Linked DNA regions of Homo sapiens: regions 2 and 3 are each linked to region 1. A link is a contact called in ENCODE Hi-C or POLR2A ChIA-PET data. All regions are on one chromosome and are shown on one strand. Each heading gives the region's core, a stretch centred on a gene start or an enhancer-like site at or near the end of the contact. The rest is flanking DNA. Distances are from core to core; before and after follow the strand shown.

Region 1 (3,390 bases), core at 297-2,796:
AAACATATCCGTATAATCTATCAAAATGAGACCCAGAATCTGAATTTTTAAAAATACTATCCTGGTCAGGTGTGGTGGCTCACGCCCGTAATCCCAGCACTTTGGGAGACCGAGACAGGAGGACTGCTTGAGCCCAGGAGTTTGAGACTAGCCTTGGCAACATGATGAGACTTCGTCTCCACAGAAGTTTTTTTTTTTTTTTTTAATTAGCCAGGCAGCCGGACGCAGTGGCTCACGCCTGTAATCCTAGCACTTTGGGAGGCCGAGGTGGGTAGATCACCTGAGGTCAGGAGTTCGAGACCAGCCTGGTCAGCAAGGTGAAACCCCGTCTCTACTAAAAGGAAAATTAGCCGGGCATGTTGGTACACGCCTGCAATCCCAGCTACTCGGGAGACTGAAGCAGGAGAATCACCTGAACCTGGGATGCGGAGGTTGCAGTGAACTGAGATAGCGCCACTGCACTCCACTCCAGCCTGGAAGACAGAGCAAGACTCCGTCTAAAAAAAAAAATTAGCCAGGCATGGTGGCATGCACCTGTAGCCTCAGCTGCTCCGCACGCTGAGGCGAGAGGACCACTTTAGACCAGGAGTTAAAGACCAGCCCGGGCAACATAGTGAGACGCTGTCTCTACAAAATTTTTAAAAATCATTAGCTGGCCGGGTACGGTGACTCATGCCTGTAACCCTAGCCCCAGTGGGTGGACTGTTGAGCTCAGGAGTTTGAGACCAGCCTGAGCAACATAGCAAAACCCCATCTCTACCAAAAATACAAAAATTAGGCAGGCGTGGTTGTGCGTGCCTGTGTACACCAACGACTCGGGAGGCTGAACTGGGAGGATCGCTTGTACCTGAGAAGTCGAGGGTGCAATAAGCCGTGATCCTGCCACTACATTTCAGCCTGGGCGACAGAGCGAAACCCTGTCTCAAAAAATAAATAAAAATAAATAAAAACACTGTTCCAGAAATCCCTGTCCTACAATTAAGTTTGAGAACTGCGGAAGTATGGTTTGAACTCTGGCGGTTAGAACCCTAAACTAACAGTCTGATCTAGGCAGGTCACTTGGCACTTCTGAGCCTCAGTTTCCACAACTATAAAGGCGGAGGAGTAACAATAAGGACCGCCTAAGACACCGACGGACCTCCCCTGCGCTGAGTTTCACATTAAGCAGGCAGGTAGAACAGGCGGGGAGTCGCGGGTGACGGTGGGATACATGGGGGCTGAGGCGCGCCGCGAAGCATTGTGGGACACAGAAGGGCGCCAGTCGCTCCCCGCCTCGAGCTTCGATTGCGCGGCCGCCAAGTTTCAGTGATGAACGCCCTCTTTGGGCGTCCCCGGATACCGCCTGACGTAGTGCCAATCACACCTCTCGCGTCTCGGCGCCTCGGAGGCTAATGAGGACGCCTGGCGAAACGCAGTAACGGATTTCCGGGTGGACCTTCGCTTTACGGCTCGTGAGTTCTTCCGCCCAACCCAGAGGAAGCGGGAGAGCAGTTTACGACAGCGCCGGTCGTGTTTACGGCGGCGCCCGCTGCGCGCGCATGTTTCCTCTTTTCCTGGTTTCTCAAGAGTGCTGCTGCTAACGCGGTCCCCGGCACGCACCATCTGTTGCCATCCCGGCCGGCCGAGGCCATTGCAGGTGAGCGGCGTGTTTCATAGGTTCCTGCGGCCCTCCGGAGCCGGTTCGGACTAGGTCCAGCCTTCGGGGGGCCTCCCGGAAGAGACCTCTCTTAGTCCCTTCCTGCTGTTGCCGTCCCTCCGCTGGGCGGGGCAGGAATCCACTTTCGGGGGCCCCGCGTCCCGCACGCTACTGAACGCGGGACACGACCTTGTGGGTGAGGTCCTTGGCCCTCGGCCCTGCTCAGTGCCCATGAGCTGGGTGAATTTGATTGTCACTTAACTCACCTGGGTTAAGACGGAGGGGTAACAACAAAGTCTTTCTGAAGTGGCCGAAAACTCCCTGACTTTTTGAGTGAGGTCTTAGGGGTACCAGGCTGAGCGGTGTTTGGCCCCTGTTCTTAGGAATTCACAGTGCATAGGTTATCTTTCCTTTTTTGTGAAACTGGAGGCTAGGATAGAGAAGTAGATTTGATCTCTGATCTTAAATCTACCCCACCCCCTGTTCAGCGATGGACGGCTTATGATCTGTAGTGGCCTGCCAACCACAGAGCCCCTTCTGAGTGCCCTCTTGGAACCTCCCTATCCTGCCCCTGTGACTAGTACAGCTGTTACTTCGTTTTTGCTGAGCGGCTCAGTTTCTCCTCCTGGTTCCGCTCTGCTCTTAAAAAAAAAAACATTTATTAAAGCCAGGGTATCTCATCCCTGGCTTTCCAGGGAGGTGATGCAGGTCGAGCCTCGGGCCTCTTCCCTTCTTGAGCTTCTGACAGAACCCGATTTTTTAAAGTGTGTTTTGAGACTCGTTGTCTTGGTATTATGATGTACGGTCTCAAACCCCTGATCTTTGCGGGCTGCTGCCCAGCTGTAATATAATGGAAAGAAGGCTGGACTGACAGCAGGCAACCCTGGAAATCAAATCTGTTTTGAAATGATGAGGTCAGCTGCTTGAGTAGGCTGAGCTTCAAATTTTTGCCTCTAAAGTAGGGGTGGGGGGGTGGTCAATGGTGTTAAATTATCTGGTATAGGGCCTAACACGTAGGAGCTCAGCAATATTTATTTAATACAAATTGTTCTGAGACCACCACCCTTTTTCTTCTGTCCTCTTCCTATAGTTTCTATTAGAAAGATGAAACTTCTAGGTTCATCCTGTGTTGCTGTCACCCAAATGTCATCTCTGAAGGAAGCCTCAATCTCCCCAGCATGGGGCTTTGAGGAGAGTTTACTAAGTTCAGCATACCTGTTCTTTTGATTGCTCTCCAGCCTCCAAGAAACATTTGATTTTTGTTTTTTTGAGACGGAGTCTTGCTCTGTTGCCCAGGCTGGAGTGTAATGGCAGGATCTTGGCTCACTGCAACCTCCGCCTCCTGAGTAGCTGGTATTACAGGTGCCCGCCACCACGCCCAGCTAATTTTTGTATTTTTAGTAGAGACTGGGTTTCACCATGTTGACCAGGCTGGTCTCGAACTGCTGACCTCGTGATCCGCCCACCTCGGCCTCTCAAAGTGCTGGGATTACAGGCGTGAGCCACCGCGCCCGGCCTCCAAGAAATACTTGTGTAGTGAATTTTCCTCTAGGAACTCGCCTTCTAAGCATTTTCAGAAGGTTACAACGGAAGATAAATGCATAGGTTTTTTTATAGAAGTGTCGGGCAGCCATCTGCTATACAGCGCCGGTTTTTTAATTCCCAAGAGGGCTATAGCATTATGCAGAGTGCAGACTCTGGGGTCAGACTGCTTTGGTTCACGTTTTTCATCCACTAGCATTTCAACTTTGGGC
Region 2 (3,390 bases), core at 313-2,812, 500 kb after region 1:
GCACCTCCCCACTGTAACAATCAAAAATGCCTTCAGTCGGCCAGGCGCGGCAGCTAACTCCTGTAATCTCAGCACTTTGGGAGGCCGAGGCAGGCGGATCACCTGAAGTCAGGAGTTCGAGACCAGCCTGGCCAACATGGTGAAACCCCATCTCTACTAAAAATACAAAAATTAGTTGGTGGCGCACACCTGTAGTCCCAGCTACTGGGGAGGCTGAGGCAGGAGAATCGCTTGAACCCAGGAGGCAGAGGTTGCAGTCAGCCGAGATCGCGCCACTGCACTTAAGCCTGGGCGACAGAGCGAGACTCTGTCTCAAAAAAAAAAAAAAAAAAAAAAAAAAAAATGCCTTCAGTCACTGACAAATGTGGGAGTGGAGGTGGTGGAATGGCAAAATTTCTCCTTGGTTGAAAGCCACTGATCCAAACCATCTCATTTTACAAATGATGGAGCTGAGGTCCAAAGAGATGAAGTAACTTGTTTAAGCTAGTTAGCAAAGCCAAGATTAGAATCCAGGTTATTCACGCAATATCCTTTTATTTCTATAACGTACAGGGCACGATATGGAACTCAGAGGAAGTCACTGCAGTCCTTGTCCTCACAGTCTGGTAGGGGAGAGAATCTATTGCACAGATATCTCTATCTCCACGAAGTTGGTAAGTCATAAAGTGCTCCTCAGGCAGCAAGGTACGAAGAAAGAGAATATGTTCTCGTGTTCTGAATTCCGGATCTGCCACTTTTTTGCTGCAGGATTTAACTAAGGTTCAGTTTCATCATCAATGAAATGGAGATCATGGTATCTACTTATATCACCAGTTTGAAACGGGTCTGTGGATGCATTGTGCAAACTCTAAAGCTCTTACAAACATCGGGTATTATTACTAACTTCATTAGGAATGTGAGTTATATTAGAGTAAAAGCTCTCAGAACTGGGGTGAACCATAGAGGGGTGGCTTCATTCCTCGACCTTCCAATTTGAGACATTTTTTCTTCTGCGGGAGGGGAAGCAGGCAAATAGCCTGCCTCTCACAGAGTGCCCATTCCCTCTCCGGGAACCAAGGTGCTCAGGCGAGTAAACTCAGGACTTAACTCTGTACAACTAGTACCGCAAGCAGGAGCCACTCCCTGGCCTTCGGGTCTCTCAAGCCCCGCCTGCTCCAGGATACGGCCCCGCCCAGAAAGGAGACAGACCCCGCCCCCCCCGCGCTGCCCCGCACTCCAGCCGCGCTGTGCCTCCAGGACAATCCCAGGCCCGTGCCGGAGATTCCCGAGCTTCCCCGATCGCTTCCCGGCCTCCCTCGGGCAGCCAGCGAGGAGACTACGGAGATTGCCGAGGGGGCCTGGCCCCGCCCCCCCCGCGGGCCGCCACCGCCCCCCTCGCCGTAGCCTCCCGCGCGGGCTGGAGTTCTACATCCCGGTCCCTCCCTCCCTCCCTCTTTCTCTCTCCCCGCCTTCCCGGTGCTGCCACAGTGGCGGGTCGGAGGATCCCGGCCAGTCAGCTCGTTCCTGCCTCGCGCCCCTCCTCCCCCCAAAATAAACAGCCCTCCCCACGCCTCGGGAGCCCGGACCGCCCCCTTCCTCCCTCGGCCGGCGTGCTGTGAGGGAGAGTGTGAGCCAGCGCGGCCGGTGGGCGAGCTCCGGGAGTGCGAGAGGCGGGGCGGCGCGGCGGGCCGGGCCGGGTTTCGCGTGTGCGTGCGGGGGCGCGAGCGAGTGCTCATCACGACCCGCCAGTGGCCCCGCGCCGACAACCCGGCGGGCGGGCGGGCGGGGAGCAAGCGGTCAGGCAAGGAGCGGCGGCCGCGAGGCGCGGAGGGGCGCGGAGTCCGCTCGCGCGCACGCACGCACGCACGCGGGGGCGGGGGCAGGCGCGCGCCCGCCTGTCGCGACAGTCGGGGCCGAGGCCCAGGGGGAGGTGGCCTGTCGCGGGTCGCCCGGCTCCCGGAGGCGAGGGGGGCGCGGGCGGATGGCGGAGGGCGCCCAGCCGCATCAGCCGCCTCAGCTCGGGCCCGGCGCCGCCGCCCGGGGCATGAAGCGGGAGTCGGAGCTGGAGCTGCCGGTGCCCGGAGCGGGAGGAGACGGAGCCGATCCCGGCCTGAGCAAGCGGCCGCGCACTGAGGAGGCGGCGGCCGACGGTGGCGGCGGGATGCAGGTGACCGCGCGGGACGGGGCGCCCAGTTATTGCGGGGGTGGGCGTGAGGGTCGACACCGGGCTCCCCGGCTTGGAGAGAGGGAGGGCCTCCGGGAGTCCTGGGTTGGAGGTGGGATGGGGGGCCATTCGGGGCCTGGTTGGAAGGTGGGGCGAGCTCGGGCTAGGAACGAAGGTTGCAGGACTGAACCTGGTGTGCCCGAGAGGGTCCTGATTCCTGAGGGGCCAGGAGGCACGACGAGTGGATAGGTTTTGGGGGGAAATCGAACAAGGTTGAGATGGATTCCATTTTTTCAAATCCTTCCTTAGTGCCTTGGGGTGGAGTGGAAGCCGGGAAATCCTGGCTTCTCTGGACTGAGTCGAGGAAAAGGAGATCTGGTGGGAAACCTCCCGAGAAGAGGGAGTACCTTTTGGCAGCCCTGGGCACACGCTGGGATGGGGAAGAGAAGTGGCATTTCAATGAGAGGAGTGAAAAGAAAACTCCTCGAGAGAGCCCCGAGGGGATGTGGCTGAGATTGTGGGTTAAATCACACAGAGTGTGAGAAGTACAAGGAGTTTGGTAATGTTATGGGGACACGGTGGTGCTCAGTCTCATTTACTTTGTGGAGCATACTAATGAGTCTGAAGGGAGACACTAGACATGTCCCTCCTGTTCTTTGCCAATTGCATTCTACATCACCAGGACACAAAATAGCTCTTTAATGTCCCGGGCTATAAAAAAAATTTTTTTATAGGGCTATTAGAAGACTGGATTCTCAATTCTGGATTGAAAGATAAACGTGGTTAATTTGGGTAGGGAATGGGAAAGGTATTGATGTCAGCTGACTTCATAGTTTTGAAGAAGACCTTGAAACCTTTGGAGGTTTTACGATTTGGTCTTTGCCCAGAAAATACTGCTATGACATGATGAGTCTCACCTACCAACAGTTGTGCAGACTTGTGCCTAATTCTCTCGGAGTCATAGGATGTTAGAGGGATGCTAGGAGGACTAGACATCATCTTTTCCAGGGGTTCTTAACCTGGGAAGACTTGGAAGATTCTTACTCATAGTAGGTGATGTGCACTTTTTGGTGGAGGAGAGTCAATAGTTTTCATCTTTGTTTTTTTTGGAGGAGATTCAAGTCCCAGCTTGTTTTAACCACCTTATTTTATAGATGGGGAATCAGAAGTCCAGAGAAGATGGTGACTTGGGTAAGGCCACCCAGTTAGCTAATAGTAAAACTAGAACTAGAAGCCTGGTCTTCTAA
Region 3 (3,390 bases), core at 432-2,931, 410 kb after region 1:
GCATAGCCAGCCAGCTGGTTTTCTGCTTTGGAATTATAGGCTGCTAATTTTTTTATTTTTTCTAGACATGGTCTTGCTTTGTCACCCAGGCTGGAGTGCAGTGGCGTGAACACAGCTCATTGCAGCCTTGACCTCCTGAGCCCAAACAGTCCTCCCATCCCAGCCCAGCCCAGCAAATAACTGGGATGACTGGCATGTACCACCAAGACTCACTAATTGTTGTATGTTTGTAGAGACGGGGTTTCACCATGTTGCCCAGGCTGGTCTCAAACTCCAGAGCTCAGGTAATCCGCCTTCCTCGGCCTCCCAAAGTGCTGGAATTACAGGCATGAGCCACCGTGCTCTGCCTAATTGTATTTTATTATACTAAATGCAGTTTCTTTTGCCTTCTGTATCTTTTCAAACCCTGGGTGGTATTCCCCCAGCAAGAGTGAATTCTAGTTTACCTACTACCTATGCCTGTATGCTTACACTTTCACTGAATTTCTTTAAATTTTTAAATAATATTAGGAAGAAAATGGGGCTGATGAGCAGCTCTTGGGGCACTAGAGGCCTTCTGGGTAGCTGTCATGCCTTGAACGTTTCTTGAGCGTGCCTTCTCCAGCCTCCAGTGAGCACGAGGTCTGCATTGGCAAACAGATGTCCACTGTCCTGGGGACAAGAAAGGTGTGAGTCCTCCATGGCAAACAGAGAAGGAAGGAGATGTCTCCTTTCCTGAATCAGCTTATTGGGATAAACAGGAAACCCACAGAGGCTTTCTCACCAAGGCCAGCGTGTTTAATAGGCCTGCATCTCACCTCTGAGGATCACAAAGTGTGTGAGCAGCGTCCCAGCAAGGAGACACCGATGCTCATGAGGATTCTGAAACCTCTGTTCGCTGTTAGGAAATGCTCTTGACCCATGAGTGTTCCTCTTTCAAGATCCTCCAGCATTGCCAACCCGTCCAGCAAGAAGGGGAGAGATCTCATAGCACGGGGGCTTGACTAAATTTGAGGAGTCGAGGAAGTGACGTTTCAGCTAAGACTTTTTTTTTCCTTTGAGACAGGATCTCGCTCTGTTGCCCAGGCTGGAGTGCAGTGGCTCAATCCTGGCTCACAGCAACCTCTGCCTCCCGGGTACAAGCGATTCTCCTACCTCAACCTCCCCAGTAGCTGGGAGTACAGGTGCCCGCCACCACGCCCAGCTAATTTTTGTATTTTTAGTAGAGACAAAGTTCCACCATGTTGGCCAGACTGGTCTCAAACTCCTGACCTCAAGTGATGCTCCCGCCTCGGCCTCCCTAAGTGCTGGGATTACAGGCGTAAGCCATTGCGCCCTGCCTCCGCTAAGTCTTCAAGATCGGCCAAGGGATGATGAAGAAGGTTGGGGAGAAGAGCGGGGATGAGGGGAGCCCAGCTGCAGGCCGCATATTCAAAGACTTGTGGCTGGGAGGGAGGTCCGGAGAAGAACTGAGTTCTAGAATCTGAAAGACGGCTAGCATGGGTCAGAATGGAAACTAACCAGACCACAGTGTCAGCCACTCAAGCTCCCCTAGCCAAGCCTCGTGCTGAATTTTGAGGGCTGCAGTAGAAAAGCGGGCGCACTGCGAGCCCTGCGTGTTGCCAACAGCCTCGGCAGAGCCAGGAGGTGGCGCTGTCGGCACACGCATCGTGCTGTCGGCGCTGCGCAGCCGCAGCCCGGGACCTTGGAGGACAGGCGGTCGGAGCCGCTGCTGGTGACGTCAGCAGTTTTACAGAGGCACAAAGCCGGAGCAGGAAGAGTAAATGTCTGCACCAGGAAGGAGCCAGGGAGGCCAAGTTGAGAGCACTTCAGAAGAAGTGAATAGGTTCAGGAATCCAGCAGCGCCGGAGGGGTGGAGCCAGGGAAATACTACTCTGTGACAGTTTTGCTCATGAAGTGGAGTGCCAGGAAAACACAGCGTCTGGCCGGGCGCGGTGGCTTATTCCTGTAATCCCAGCACTTTGGGAGGCCTGGGCGGGCGGATCGCTTGAGGTCAGGACCAGCGTGGCCAACATGATGAAACCCCGTCTGTACTAAAAATACAGAAATTAGCCGGGCGTGGTGGTGCGCGCCTGTAATCTCAACTACTCGGGAGGCTGAAGCAGGAGAATCGCTTGAACCCGGGAGGCAAGTCAGCCGAGATTTTGCCGAGGCGCAATCAGCCCAGATCATGCCACTGCACTCCAGCCTGGGTGACAGAGCAAGACTCCGTCTCAAAAAAACAAACAGAAAAAAAACACAGCGTCCAGGCAGCTCCACCTTCCATGTTGAAAGCCTGTGACTGCCACATTCTAGCGGGACTGGCTTGTTTGCCTGCAGAACGGAATGGCCCCGGGGTCTGTCTGGGTCTGGGTCCAGATGAGAAAGGCGCCCAGCCTTCCTCTGGCCCCAGCCCTGCACATTGACCAAGGATGGATGGCCCTCCATACCAGGCACCCCGGCTCCTCCTCATTCCCCTCTGGCTTCTCCCTTCCTCCTACCGCCATGCTGATCCTCCATCCTTCTGGCTCTGGGCAGTGGTTTTCAAAAGCACTGTGGTGGTAGTCACTGGGGCTGTTGGCCACATTTGTCTGGCTTTTCCCCTTTCCAGATGCACAGTGGGATTATTCTTCCTGGTCTCCTTATGGTTGGGTGGGAATATGTAACCAGTTCTGGACAAAAGAGTTTTGAATGGAAATAATATGTGTCATTTCTAAGCCACAGCAATGAATGCTGATATAAGACCCTTTTCCTCTACTGTGGCAACCAGCAATCTTCCAGAAAGTGGTTGCTCCATGATACTGAGTCCAGGAGGGAAGACAACCGGAGCAGAGAGGCACCTGCCCCATGATGGACATGTAGCGTGAGCAAGAAGTAGCCTTTGCTGTTGTGAACCACTGAGATCGGGGGCTTGCTTTTTGGTGGTTTTTGTTTGTTTGTTTGGTTTGTTTTTTTGTTTTGTTTAGTTTTGTTTTGTTTTTTGAGACAGAGTTTCGCTCTAGTAGCCCAGGCTGGAGTGCAATGGCGCGATCTTGGCTCACTGCAAGCTCCACCTCCCAGGTTCAAGCGATTCTCCTGCCTCAGCCTCCCAACTAGCTAGGACTACAGGCATGCACCACCATGCCCGGCTAATTTTGAATTTTTAATAGAGACAGGGGTTCACCACGTTGGTCAGGCTGGTCTCAAACTCCTGACCTCAGGTGATCCGCCCGCCTCGGCCTCCCAAAGTGCTGGGATTACAGGCGTGAGCCACCGTGCCCAGCCTAGGGGCTTGTTTTTTACTGCAGCATAACCTAGACTATCCTGGCTGATATAAGCAAAGCTGCTGGAAATCAGGAAGCTGTTTGTAGAACACTATGAAAGGTACACAGCTTTAAATCCTTAGATGAACTAGAATTGTTATTAACAATG

What was found. A loop is a pair of places that touch in the nucleus more often than their neighbours do. ChIA-PET counts read pairs that join two places held with the same protein, here RNA polymerase II (POLR2A). Pooled maps may share reads with other maps.
Region 2: a loop to region 1 is called in a pooled map, with 6 times the contacts of the local background. The contact joins the promoter of RBFOX2 here to the promoter of EIF3D in region 1. A Hi-C loop is called at or near these places in 7 of 50 pooled maps. POLR2A ChIA-PET finds 5 or more read pairs at or near these places in 2 of 52 experiments (RWPE1 and WTC11).
Region 3: a loop to region 1 is called in a pooled map, with 6 times the contacts of the local background. The contact joins the enhancer-like site here to the promoter of EIF3D in region 1. A Hi-C loop is called at or near these places in 5 of 50 pooled maps.

Annotation. Positions count from the first base shown.
Region 1 is chr22:36,527,322-36,530,711 of GRCh38, reverse strand. It overlaps EIF3D (eukaryotic translation initiation factor 3 subunit D), which reads left to right and starts at 1,546. Exons shown (of 15, transcript NM_003753.4): 1 at 1,546-1,636. RefSeq lists enhancers at 1,276-1,675, 1,986-2,035.
Region 2 is chr22:36,026,996-36,030,385 of GRCh38, reverse strand. It overlaps RBFOX2 (RNA binding fox-1 homolog 2), which reads left to right and starts at 1,562. Exons shown (of 14, transcript NM_001349999.2): 1 at 1,562-2,146. The coding sequence starts at 1,961. RefSeq lists a silencer at 1,327-1,396.
Region 3 is chr22:36,122,407-36,125,796 of GRCh38, reverse strand. No RefSeq gene overlaps it. Among named protein-coding and RNA genes, the nearest start is that of APOL3, 37 kb to the left of the region's middle. RefSeq lists a silencer at 1,492-1,561 and an enhancer at 1,502-1,796. Within about 2 kb of position 1,681, at least 31 of the 41 ENCODE cell types and tissues checked have a DNase peak (open chromatin) inside an H3K27ac peak, as active enhancers do.